Linked DNA regions of Mus musculus: region 1 is linked to region 2. The links are chromatin contacts, found by Hi-C in ENCODE. All regions are on one chromosome and are shown on one strand. Each heading gives the region's core, a stretch centred on a gene start or an enhancer-like site at or near the end of the contact. The rest is flanking DNA. Distances are from core to core; before and after follow the strand shown.

Region 1 (5,535 bases), core at 1,945-4,444, 500 kb before region 2:
ATTGTTTTTTCCTTCTTTCCAGATCACACCTTTTCGGGATAGCCCTTTTCTGCACTCTCGGCACACAACAGGAGTGCTGCCAATTATCTGGCCTCAGAGAACTTGTGCGATGTAGGCATATGATGGTGTCTGGACAATGCTGAAAGAAAAGCTACCCGATATGGGGTATGGGGACAGACACGAAGGACAGGACGGCAGCTTTCTGTCTTGGTTAGAAGCGGCTAACGCAGTTGCAGAGATTTGCATTTGAACCATCCTGACAGAGTCTGTGTCACTTTGAACGCTGGGCACTGGAGGCGCGCAAGGCTGTGACCTGCAGGCATGGTGGCCTGGGTGTGAATCTGAGGGGCGAGTTTGGGTCCCGGCGACCGCGTGTTTGCAGAGAGAGCCGTTTGTGTTGGCAAAGAGTGTGTGTTTGTGTTTGCAGGAGGGAGTGTGTGCATGTGTGTGTTTGTGTTTGCGGAGTGTGGGGGCGGCAGGGAAAGGTGGCCAGGCTGTCACTCAGAGATCAGGATGACAGGCGCTCCCTCATCTAGGCGAGGGAGCTCTGATTGCAGATTCGAGGAAACAAAATAGCAATTGTAATTACGGGGCTTTGATAAGATAAAGGAAGGAGGGAGCTGGCCGGGAGGCAGGCTAGCCAGGGAGGGAGGGAGAGCGGCCTGCGGGAGCCCGATGGCACATTTGCATCTGTCAGTCACCGCCTGCTCTGGGTGCCCACTGTGGGGGAGGCACATCTATCCTCGCCCCCCTCCCAAAGACAGGACATTTTGGGGAGACCAGAAGGATCCTGAAGAGCTAGGTGAAGCTCTTCTGAATCCATAGGAGTTTTCACATGTAAAAGAATTCTGTCTCTCAGAAGTGGGAAGCAGAGTTCAAATGTAGGAGTAAAACCTGGGAGACCTGGGACCTTTTGGGGGGTGGGGGGGGAGAGGCCGCGCTGGTGTCCACTGAGGGTGAGGGAGGTGATTCACAGATGGTGAATCAATAAGGTTCATCTCTGGAGGCTCCCTAACCCTGTTACAACTCAGGTGCTCGGCCCTACACACACACACACACACACACACACACACACACACACCACACCTGGGAGGAACTAAAACCCAGGATCTACTGACAGACTGCTTCCTGATCCCTACCTGTGTCTTGTGACTCAAACTTATTTTCAAAGTCTTGTGTCCATAGTGAAGAGAGGGCCCTTCCTTTTCCAGGGGAGCCCATCCTTCGCTTTCCATCTGTTTAGGCATTTACTCGTCGATACACTCAAGAATAAACACTCCTGAGTATCTCATATGCTCCACACATGAAGTAAATTCTGTGAGCAAACAGATATCACCTTTGTCAGCTTGAAGCAATGAAAAAAAAAAAAAAAAGACAAGTCATTCTAAAGGCCCCTCAGCAAGCACACAGAGAAAGCAAGGGGTTGGCCTTTGTCAACCCCTTGGACACTGGAGTCCGTCTACCCCATTTCCCCCTTCATGGGCCCACTCTCCAGTGGGACTGAAAAGAGCTATTGCCTGCCAAATCACTGACAGATAAAAGCTACCATCGGTTGGCAGGTGAAGCCACCAAAGGTGGAAGATAGTCTAATGGCTCAGTCAGGTGGCCCCCATCCATCCATCCAACACTACCTGCAGAGCTACAGCTCTGCCCTGAGCTTCAATCCTTGGGCCTGTAAGACAGATTCCTCCCTCACCTCCAGGTCTGGGTGGATCAAAACAGCGGGGAACAGAATTTGTGAGGAGACTCACCTATGAGCTCAGGAAGTCTACTCTGAGGAGGGCTGAGACTGTCTCCTTGGAACCAGTTCTTCTCTATATTGCTCAGCACTTGAAGGGCTGAGATGGACTCCCCTAACCATATATATATATATATATATATATATATATATATATATATATATTACTCCGTGTTTGCATTTGCAAGATGGGATGCATAAAAGGGGGGCGGCAGGCCGAACCGGATGGGGACTGACAAGGGCCTGCTTGCCTCTCTTTAGCCTACAAAGACTTTCTGGGGCCACCGCAAACCCCTAGTTCTACCCCGGAGGCACAGAGGATCAGTAGAGGGGAGGCTGTGGATGAAGGCAGAGCTGGGTGGTACATCCACGGAGCCACCTGGTCTTCAAAAATACCTGGCCTGGGAAATCTCTGTGCCTGCGGTAACAAAATAGTGGCTCAGGGTTCCCAGAAACCCTATGGAGAAAGCAATGGGGCGACGGGCTTGAAAAGGCTTACAGAAGTCTCTACCTTCTCACCAGCACCTCCCTCTTCCAAGTGACACAAGACACCAGGTACCTGCTCAAGGAAAACCTGGAACTCAGAAGGGGAAAGGCTAGGCAGCTTGGGTCCGTGTCCTGAATGTTGCTGAACGTAGTTATTTTTGCCCCTGCTAATTGCTCAGAAGCAGTGGCTGTGGGTCCTTCAGAGACCCCTGAGCTCTTACCACATAGACGCTTCAAGGTTTTTCTTAAGCTTTATAGACTAGTGCAGTTGGATGGACAGGAGCAAGGCTGAAGGTGATAATGGGGTGGCAAGGGGCATTTCTCCCTCCCAGAGCCTCTTTGGAGACTGTGAGACAGAAAACCAGCGGGGTTGGGTTTTTAGAAAGGTGAAGGCACCGGGTTCCAGTGGCGCCCAAGGGGACGCTCAGCACCGGGGCCCAGTTCACTGTTAGCTGCAGGCTCCCAAGAGGGGCGCGTGCGACCGCAGCACACATTAGGCGACCCAGAGACCTTCTAGGAGGCCAGAGATAAGCAGACCCGACCCTAAGCAGATCAACAGTCCTGCAGGACTCAAGTGTACGGGACCCCACTAAACATGTTGTCCCAGACGCCCCCCAATCCCTGGACGATCCCGCCCCCGGAACGCTGGAAGAGACAGGCAAGGGTAGTGGGAGGCGCCCACACCAGCCGCCCCCGCCCCTCCCGCGGGTCCCTAGACCCCTCCCCTGGGCCAGACCCCCCAATCCCTGCTCTGCCCGCCGCCCCGCCCCCGGCCGCCCCGCCCCCGCCCCGGGCGGCGACCCGGCCCCAGCGCCCAGCCGGGGGTGCGGGCTCCGGCCGCCCGCCCCGCGCTCCCCCCTCGCGGCCGGTGCGGCGCCCCCCGCCCCTGCCCTCCCCCTCCCTTCCCACCTCCCCACCCACCCCACAGGCCCGTTACCCTCCCGCCTGCTCGGGCTCCTGAGCAGCCAGCGGCCACCGGCTCCAGCAGCGGCTCAGAGGGGTTCGGCGCGCGCGGCGAGCACGACATTCCACGAGCCGCGTCGGGATAGCCGCTGGCCTCCCGCACCCCGACCTCCCTCAGCCTCCGCACCTTCGGCTTGTCCCCCCGCGGCCTCCAGTGGGACGGCGTGACCCCGCTCGGGCTCTCAGTGCTCCCGGGGCCGCGCGCCATGGGCAGCCCCCGCTCCGCGCTGAGCTGCCTGTGAGTACCGCGGTCGCCCCCGCGTCCCCGTCGGCCAGCGCCCGCCGAGCCCTCTCCGCTCACCCCGCGCCTCTTTCCTGCCCGCTTTTGTCTCCCACAGGCTGTTGCACTTGCTGGTTCTCTGCCTCCAAGCCCAGGTAAGGAGCGCTGCGCAGAAGCGGGGGCCGGGCGCGGGGAACCCAGCTGACACTCTCGGGCAGGGACACGAGGACCGACCCTTCGGCCAGCGCAGCAGGGCTGGAAAGAACTTTACAAATCCAGCCCCAAACTACCCCGAGGAGGGATCTAAGGAACAGAGAGACAGTGTCCTGCCTAAAGTCACACAGCGAGTGAGTGGAGAGACTAGAACCCAAGGGTCTTGAGCCCAGCGACTGGCCAGTTCGGGTGGATGGGAAGGCTACCTGTAGCCACACCTGGCCTCCTAGGAAGGCGGGAGCTGGAGTCAGCGGGTGTTCCTTGTCAAGGGTAGTTGGGATGTAGTTGCAGCGAATATCCTCGCCGCTGCTCTCTGGGGAGACCTGTGGCCGGTTTGGGCCAACGATCGTGTTAACCTAGGCCCTTTGCATTCTCAACATTTGCTCCGTAAATTTGTCTTTATAAATGTCACGGGTCGGGTAGCGTTGCCTCGCTACTTAAAAGCACCCTGCTCCTCTAGGAAGGCCCGGGCGGGGGGCCTGCGCTGGGCAGGGAGCCCACTTCCCTGCTCCGAGCTGGCCGGGAGCCCCAGGGTGTTTCCCAACAGGTGGGTCCAGACTCCCTCATTCCCGGGTTCATCCATCCATCCTGGGCTGGGTCTGCGCGACTTCCCCGAGGGGGTTGGTGGCCTGAGCCGGCATGTTGTGGGGATGCCCCCAGTCCCCGCTGGCTGCCTGGCGCGGCGGGAGGCGGGTACAAGGGCAATGGGGACCAACTCGGGGCCCCTGGGCGGAGTAGCGTTATAATGGCGTGCTGTGTATTTTTCAATTTCCTAAAGGTAACTGTTCAGTCCTCACCTAATTTTACACAGCATGTGAGGGAGCAGAGCCTGGTGACGGATCAGCTCAGCCGCCGCCTCATCCGGACCTACCAGCTCTACAGCCGCACCAGCGGGAAGCACGTGCAGGTCCTGGCCAACAAGCGCATCAACGCCATGGCAGAAGACGGAGACCCCTTCGGTAAGGTGCATTCCCGGACCCTGGAGAGGAGAGGTAGCTTGGACCTCGCCGCCCCTTGCCAGCCCCAGCTGCATCAGCCAGAAAGGCCTGCGGGCTCTCCACCTGAGAAGGGAAGGAGTTAAGACGAAAAGGTGCCTTGGGGTCAGCTGGAGAGAATAGTGGGGAAGGGACCCTGGGGAGGACGAGGCCAACAGGTGCCCTCTCTTCCCTGCTCCGCAAATGAATGAATCCAGGAGTCTCCCTTACAATCTTCACACACCTCTACCCGGCTGCAGGTGGAGGCAGAGGGTTCAGAGGAGAGGCCCAAATTTAAGGGGAGTTCTTGAAAGAGGATATGTCGCCAGGGCCCACAAAAGGAGAGTGGGAAAAAGAAAGTAGAGAAATCCCCCAGTTCGCCCAGTTTGAAAAAGGGACAGAACTGCTAACTGATCAGAAGGGTCAATTGCACAGGGAGACTCGGCCTGCAAGTTAGACTCCGGGCTCCACTGTGGATACCCCAGGGGACTGAGTCGGCTGGCGGCTTCCCGCAGGGCTGCTGAGTACAGGGAGCTACTGGGGCAGGGGCTGAGAACTGATTGATTTCTACAACATTCAATATTCTTGTCTTGAAATGGGGCCAATTTCCAGACTCCTTGGATGTACCACAAGGAAGCCAAACCCTCAGGGTGGCTGGTGTTGTTTTTAGAGAGTGGGATATTGTAAGTTTAAAAACCTTTAAATAATGACCAACTTAAGCGAGCATGAAAGGAGAAAGGAAAACTCTATTAAAATGTAATAAAAAGGTGAGGCATTTTAAGAGCTAAGAAGAAAAATGGAGAATGATATAAAACAGAAAAAGAACCAGGCGTTTTCTTTTTCAGATGTAGAGTTTGAAAGGAGTTGCAAGTCTGTAAATGTTAAAAAGAGAGAGAGAGAGAGGCTCAGGATTGTTCTCTGCGAATCTCTGGAGAGACCCC
Region 2 (5,582 bases), core at 2,165-4,664:
CCTGCCCAGAGGGTCTCAGGCTCCAATTTCCACTCTGCTTCCTTACAGCCAAGGCCACCTCTGCAGTTTCAGGAATCACTTATTTGCTGAGAAGTCTCGCTGGAGAGGAAGAGACTGGAGGGGCACTCTTGAGTTCTTGCTTCCTATTGGTCTGCAGGGATATAGCCCCTCAGGACGACAGACAGGTGACGATGATGGTTTTTTTTCTTGGCCGGGAAGACACTGCTTCCCCACCCCACTCCCAACCCCCGTGGGTTTCTCCTATAACTTGCTGAAAGTCCCTGGAAGTCCCTCTGTGAGTTTTATTTCCATCCTTCCTTGGATGCCACCAAAATCGTTTACTTAAAAATGACGCTTTGAGTGGAGCATGGCGGCGTGCACCTTTAATTCCAGCACAAGAGGCGGAGAGGCAAGTGGGGCTCTGTGGGTTTGAGGCCAGTCTGGTCTACAGAGTGAATTCTAGGACATCCAGGTGTACACAGAGAGAAGTCCTGTCTCGAAAAACAAACAAACAAAACATAACAAAACAACAACAACAAAAACAGAAAGAACGAAAATAAAATGAAGCTTTCAAAACTTTCTTAGTCAGAAACAAGCAATGCTCTTCTGTTCACTCTGCCAGGCTCCACTCCTCATCCAAGAGATTAAGACACCCCGGTTTAAACGCAAGAGATGCTCAGATTGGACTCTGGATTCATATAATGCTTGTGAGGCACACCAAGGCTGAATCTCAAAGTTCTTTTCAGCAAATGGAGATATGCAAGTACTAGAGAGGATTCACGTGCCTGGCAGCCCAATCTACTGTACAAACCAAACAAAAGAAACAACTGCCAATTGTTTCCAAAATACTCGTTAAAACAAATGGCGGGGTCTCTCCAACCTTGCTTCCTGCTTAGGCTTCAGCACAGGCAGTCCACTTCCCTAAACAAAAGAAAATGCTTAGCCTTCTGTTGCCCTTCCTAAACCTTCCGCACAATGGTGGATACCAAGGCTCAGAGAGGCTAAGACCTACCTAAGGCCACACAGCCAGCTAAGATTCGCCTGCGGCGATGTGTCTATGAGGATACCTGGGCTGCCTTAAGCTTAGAAAGAAGCCCTCTGCAGGAGCTGCACAGTAAATCCAGGCTTTCCCAGGAGCCAGACCTGCGGACCAAGCTCCTCAGAACAAATTCAAATCAATCGGAAAGGGCTGCGGAAGGGATGGAGGGAGGGAGGTGCGGCAGCCCAGGGGCTGAGTGAGCTGCCTCCTGCCGGGATCCGGCTGGGCAGAACACTTTGAAGATCCTTCTAGAGCCAGAGAGAGGGTCCTGGCCTAAGATTCACTAAGAGGAAGAGGGGAGGAGAAAGGAGCAGGCAGCCGAAGAACCCACCAGACGGGTTGAACGAAGTATAAAGCGGCGGGCAGAAAGTGAAGGGATCTGTGGATTTCTGAAGGAGTTAAAGGTGTGAGTAGACGTGGGACTCTGTGGTTGCAGCCTTCTAGGTCAGGAAGAGAGCGGGCAAGGCCAGGGGGAACAGATTCTGGGGAAACGAAACCAGGCTTCCGGGACAAGTATCCTAGCACTTCCTTCCAGGGACAGAATGTGCTGGGTTCGGAAAAAGGTCTGACATCATGGAAACTGGACCTGCGGGTGCCATGGGCTAGGGTACCCTGGGGACTTGAGCCCGTGGAGGGCTCTGTTGTCACTTTGCCAGTAACTCACTTCAATCTCAAGGGAAATCCCAGTGGCCCACAGCAGCCTGGAGGGAGCTGGGCTCCAAGCTCTGGAGGAAACCCTTGTTCTTGGCTTTGCTTAGAGCCACATCCACTTTCCGTCAGGGCCCTTCAGCTGCCAGGCTTTCTCAGGGCAGACACTCACATCCTCTTTTCCTACCCTGGCCCCATCTGGACATGTTTTCTCTTGCCCACAGTCTGAGAGCACTGGGAGCACTGTAGAGCCTTAGATGGGGCAACTGCTGTCCAGAAGGTGGTCATTGACTAGAGAACTCCAAGGAGATCCAGGACAGGGGCGCTGGTAGGATTCAGCCTGGGCATAATTCAAGCCGCCTAGGGGCAAGGGGACCTCTACCCAAGTCTCTTACTTTTGCTGGTAGGTGAGCCCCCAGCTCTTTGGTGAGCCCGCTGTTTCGGCAGTATGGGGTGGCCATGGCTCTAATGCAATGATCCCCCAGGCTGCTGAATTATTCACGTGCCGTTTATTATGAGAAGCCTGACTCAGGCCTTTCTTCCCGCCCCCCAGCCCCCCAGCCCCCCACACCCGCCTAGCCGCCAATACTGGCTCTTAGTACCCTGGCCTCCTCTCCCACTTCCTTGCCCCAGCCTTTCCACCATGCATAATATCCCAAGACTTCGATGTCTCCTGTGCCCAGCACCCTCCCCAAGGCAAAGAAACCTCGGTGGAGCAGAGAATACGGCTACCATTAACAGGGTTACCACGACTCCCCCCCCCCCCAAGTTAGTAAAAAAGAATGTCAAAAGCTGGAAGGTGGAAGGAGACCTGCATTGTTGGACCATCCCCAAAGGCAGGATGCTGTTCCTCAGCCCCTCCAGGCAAGGGCTAAACAGCACTCCAATAACCTTCCGGGGTACACCAGGGTCTGGGGTTTCATTCCAGGCCAGTAATTCACTGCCTACGCAACAGAAGGAGGCCCTGTCTCCCGGGCAGACACCTTTACCGGGTCTATTTCCCTTGCTTCTAAAGGATTATCCCTCAACCACCTACCCAAATGCTTCTGGTTTTTCAAAGCCAACTTCTGCTTGGAACAGAACTAGTGAACCCTGCTTAGACACACAGGGTTCTTTACCATCTTCACAGACGACCCCCCCCCAGCTACTGGGATACAATTGGTGCGTTTTCTGCCCCTCCTTTCTGCTCCTCACTCCAACCCAATCTTCTGTCCTTTCTTCCTCTCTATCTCTGAACCTATCCCATGGCAGGGAATCAATCCTGTTTAAAACAAAACAAAATGAAACGAAGTCCAGTTATCAGCCAGGCCACAGTGGATCCAGATCCTAGCTTCCCCCAAGAGTACCCCTCCCCCACCCCGCAAAAAGCGTCAAAGAACGAAGTCTCTGCACCCTTCTGCACGTATTGGAGGCGTGAGCAGCAGGGTGCTGCACCAGTCTGCATGCAGCTGACCAAAACAATGTACCTACCCTCTCCTGCACACTCTCATGTCCTCTCTCAGGGGCCAAGACTGAGTGAGTTCTCTGCCTGTCTCTCTTTGTCTCTTATCTGTTTAGTTTATTTATTCAACAACTATCTGGGGAACTCTACGTGCCCCGGGCTGGCACAGGGGGCACACAGAGAAATGGTTGCCCTGTCCTCCCCAAGTTCACAACCAGATGGAGAGAGAAGCAGAAGGGTTGACAGACAAACCATCACATGTCTGGCAAGGTGACAGTGACTCTCAGGGGGTCTGCTGAGGGAGCCTGGGAGGAGTTCCCCAAGGTGATGAGCTGGGCACTGGCATAGGGAAAGAGTTGCCAGGAAGAGAGGGGAAGAGGCCATTCTGACCCTGGATGAGTGGGGGCAAAGGCCTAGAACAAAAGGAGAGGATCTAGAGACTGGGTACCACACAGCCCTCAAGCATCCCTGGGGGACTCTTGCATTTCAGCCTGTCTCCATTCTTTGGTGTCTCCATCCTTTGATGTCTCTGTCATTTGGTGTCTGTGTGTCAGTGCTTCCTTCACAGCTTCCAAAACAAACAAACAAACAAACAAACAAACAAAAAAAGCAAAAAAAAAAAAAAAAACAAAAAAACATTTAGTCCCTCCATCCATGAGCAGGAAGTGCCTTGACAGTGCTCTAAAGGAATTCATTCCACCAAAGAAGGAAGGGAGCAGTTGTGTGTGTGCTCCCTAAAGAATAGCCCAGGCGCAAACCCTGCCCCCACAGCCTTAGGCAGAGGTCAGGAGAGCTGTGCCTGGCAAAGGGAGAGCCAGGCAGGTTCAGAAGTAGGCTTGGAGCCCAGCCTGGTGTTTGGAGCAGCTGGCTTCTTGCTTCCTAGGCCTGGGAGGAGGAAGCTTTCTTCCTGTTCCCCATTGGCCTGCCTCCCTTCCCCCTGTCGGCCTCCTTCTACCCTTTGCCTTTTCTGGATCTCCAACCCTTTTGAGAATCCACTGTGTTACATAATATTAGACACAGAAATATATATATATATATATATATATATATATATATATATATATATATATATATATATATATATATATTATATATCCACTCAGGCTTGTAGATGAAGTTTACACGGAGTGTTGGAGTCTTCAGAACTCCTGAAACCTGTTCACAGAGCCTGGAGAGACCTCTGGTTAAGAGTCACAGAGATCAGAGAATAAGAGCACAGACCTGAGTTGGGGAACAATAATAGTGTTCCAATCCCAATTAATCCCCAACAAGCGCATGTCTTTAGATAGGATCCTGGCTATCTCCCCATTTTTCTTATTGTAAAATGAGAAATATTAGTCATAACTACCTCAACAAGTTGTAAAGTAACAAATGAATAAAGCTTATCTGGGAACCAGGCAAAGTAAGGGTTTATGGTATTTTATTTATAGTCATGGCTATTGTTCCTGTTATAGACATGGCCCAGGACAGAATATAAAACCCAAGATGACTAATCCTAGCTCAGCCAGGTTGATAGGACTATGGCAGAAGGACTCTCTGAAGTTCAGGGACTGGGTAGCAATCCCTACGGGACAAAAGCCATCAGAACTAGTGGCCATTACTTATATAGAGTGGTGCCAGACCCAGACTGTCCTCTTGAGAAGGAAGTCTGGCTTGAGAGTAGGTGGTGGAAATGATTGGGGCTACCCAAGTAACCTGGGGTGAATCTGATGAGCCTGGGGGATGGGTTAAGTGAATTATTGTCCTTTGCTAAGAAACAACTTGTTTCATTTGGGTCTGCAGGGTTCCCCTTAGAACACAAGTCCATAACAATTTATGGAATATTTCTCCCCCCCTCTTTGTTTGGGATTTCCCCTAAATTAGACTACCAACAGTTATTTTGTCAGAATAATTCCTTCCATTGGAGATGGAGTGAGGCTGGACTCGAGCCACAATAATTCAATGCTCAGGGACACAGGAACAGCAGCCTCTGCAATGGGTGTCCCTGCAATGGGTGTCCCTGCAATGGGTGTCCCTGCAATGGGTGTCCCTCTGGGGCAGCGGAGGAGATTTCAGGGTCCAGCTAAAAAGTCCCTGGGCGGGTGACTGGGGTGTGTGAGGAGTCCCGGGAGGGCGTGTGGATAGGAAGAGGAAGTCGGAACTTTGGCGACTGGGTTTCTTCCAATCCTCCCACTGAACTCTCTGATTCAGAAGCTTGCTCTCCTTTTTGATTCTTGTGATCTCTCAACTCCTCTGAGAGCACCGTCTGGCCCAGGGCCATTCCCCTCCACCTTGTACAATCATTTTGACCTTATTTGCTGTATGGGAACTCATCTGACATCTTTGATGGGTAAGAACTGGGTGTCTCCCAGGAGTGGGTAGATCCAGTTTGCTTGGAGTCCCCTGAATGAGGCTCTTGTACTCAAGGGTCCCAAACTCTGGCAGGAGAGAAGGGGAAGAGGAGGGGGAGTGTTA

Evidence for each region. A loop is a pair of places that touch in the nucleus more often than their neighbours do.
Region 1: a loop to region 2 is called in a map of mouse embryonic stem cell, with 4 times the contacts of the local background. The contact joins the promoter of Fgf8 here to the enhancer-like site in region 2. A Hi-C loop is called at or near these places in 3 of 37 maps with a recorded cell type or tissue (T-helper 1 cell, T-helper 17 cell and mouse embryonic stem cell).

What each region holds. Positions count from the first base shown.
Region 1 is chr19:45,740,543-45,746,077 of GRCm38, reverse strand. It overlaps Fgf8 (fibroblast growth factor 8), which reads left to right and starts at 3,194. Exons shown (of 6, transcript NM_001166361.1): 1 at 3,194-3,425; 2 at 3,526-3,562; 3 at 4,081-4,167; 4 at 4,399-4,579. The coding sequence starts at 3,394. RefSeq lists enhancers at 4,849-5,535, 4,427-5,535.
Region 2 is chr19:45,238,616-45,244,197 of GRCm38, reverse strand. No RefSeq gene overlaps it. Among named protein-coding and RNA genes, the nearest start is that of Lbx1, 4.6 kb to the right of the region's middle. Within about 2 kb of position 3,414, at least 1 of the 3 ENCODE cell types and tissues checked has a DNase peak (open chromatin) inside an H3K27ac peak, as active enhancers do.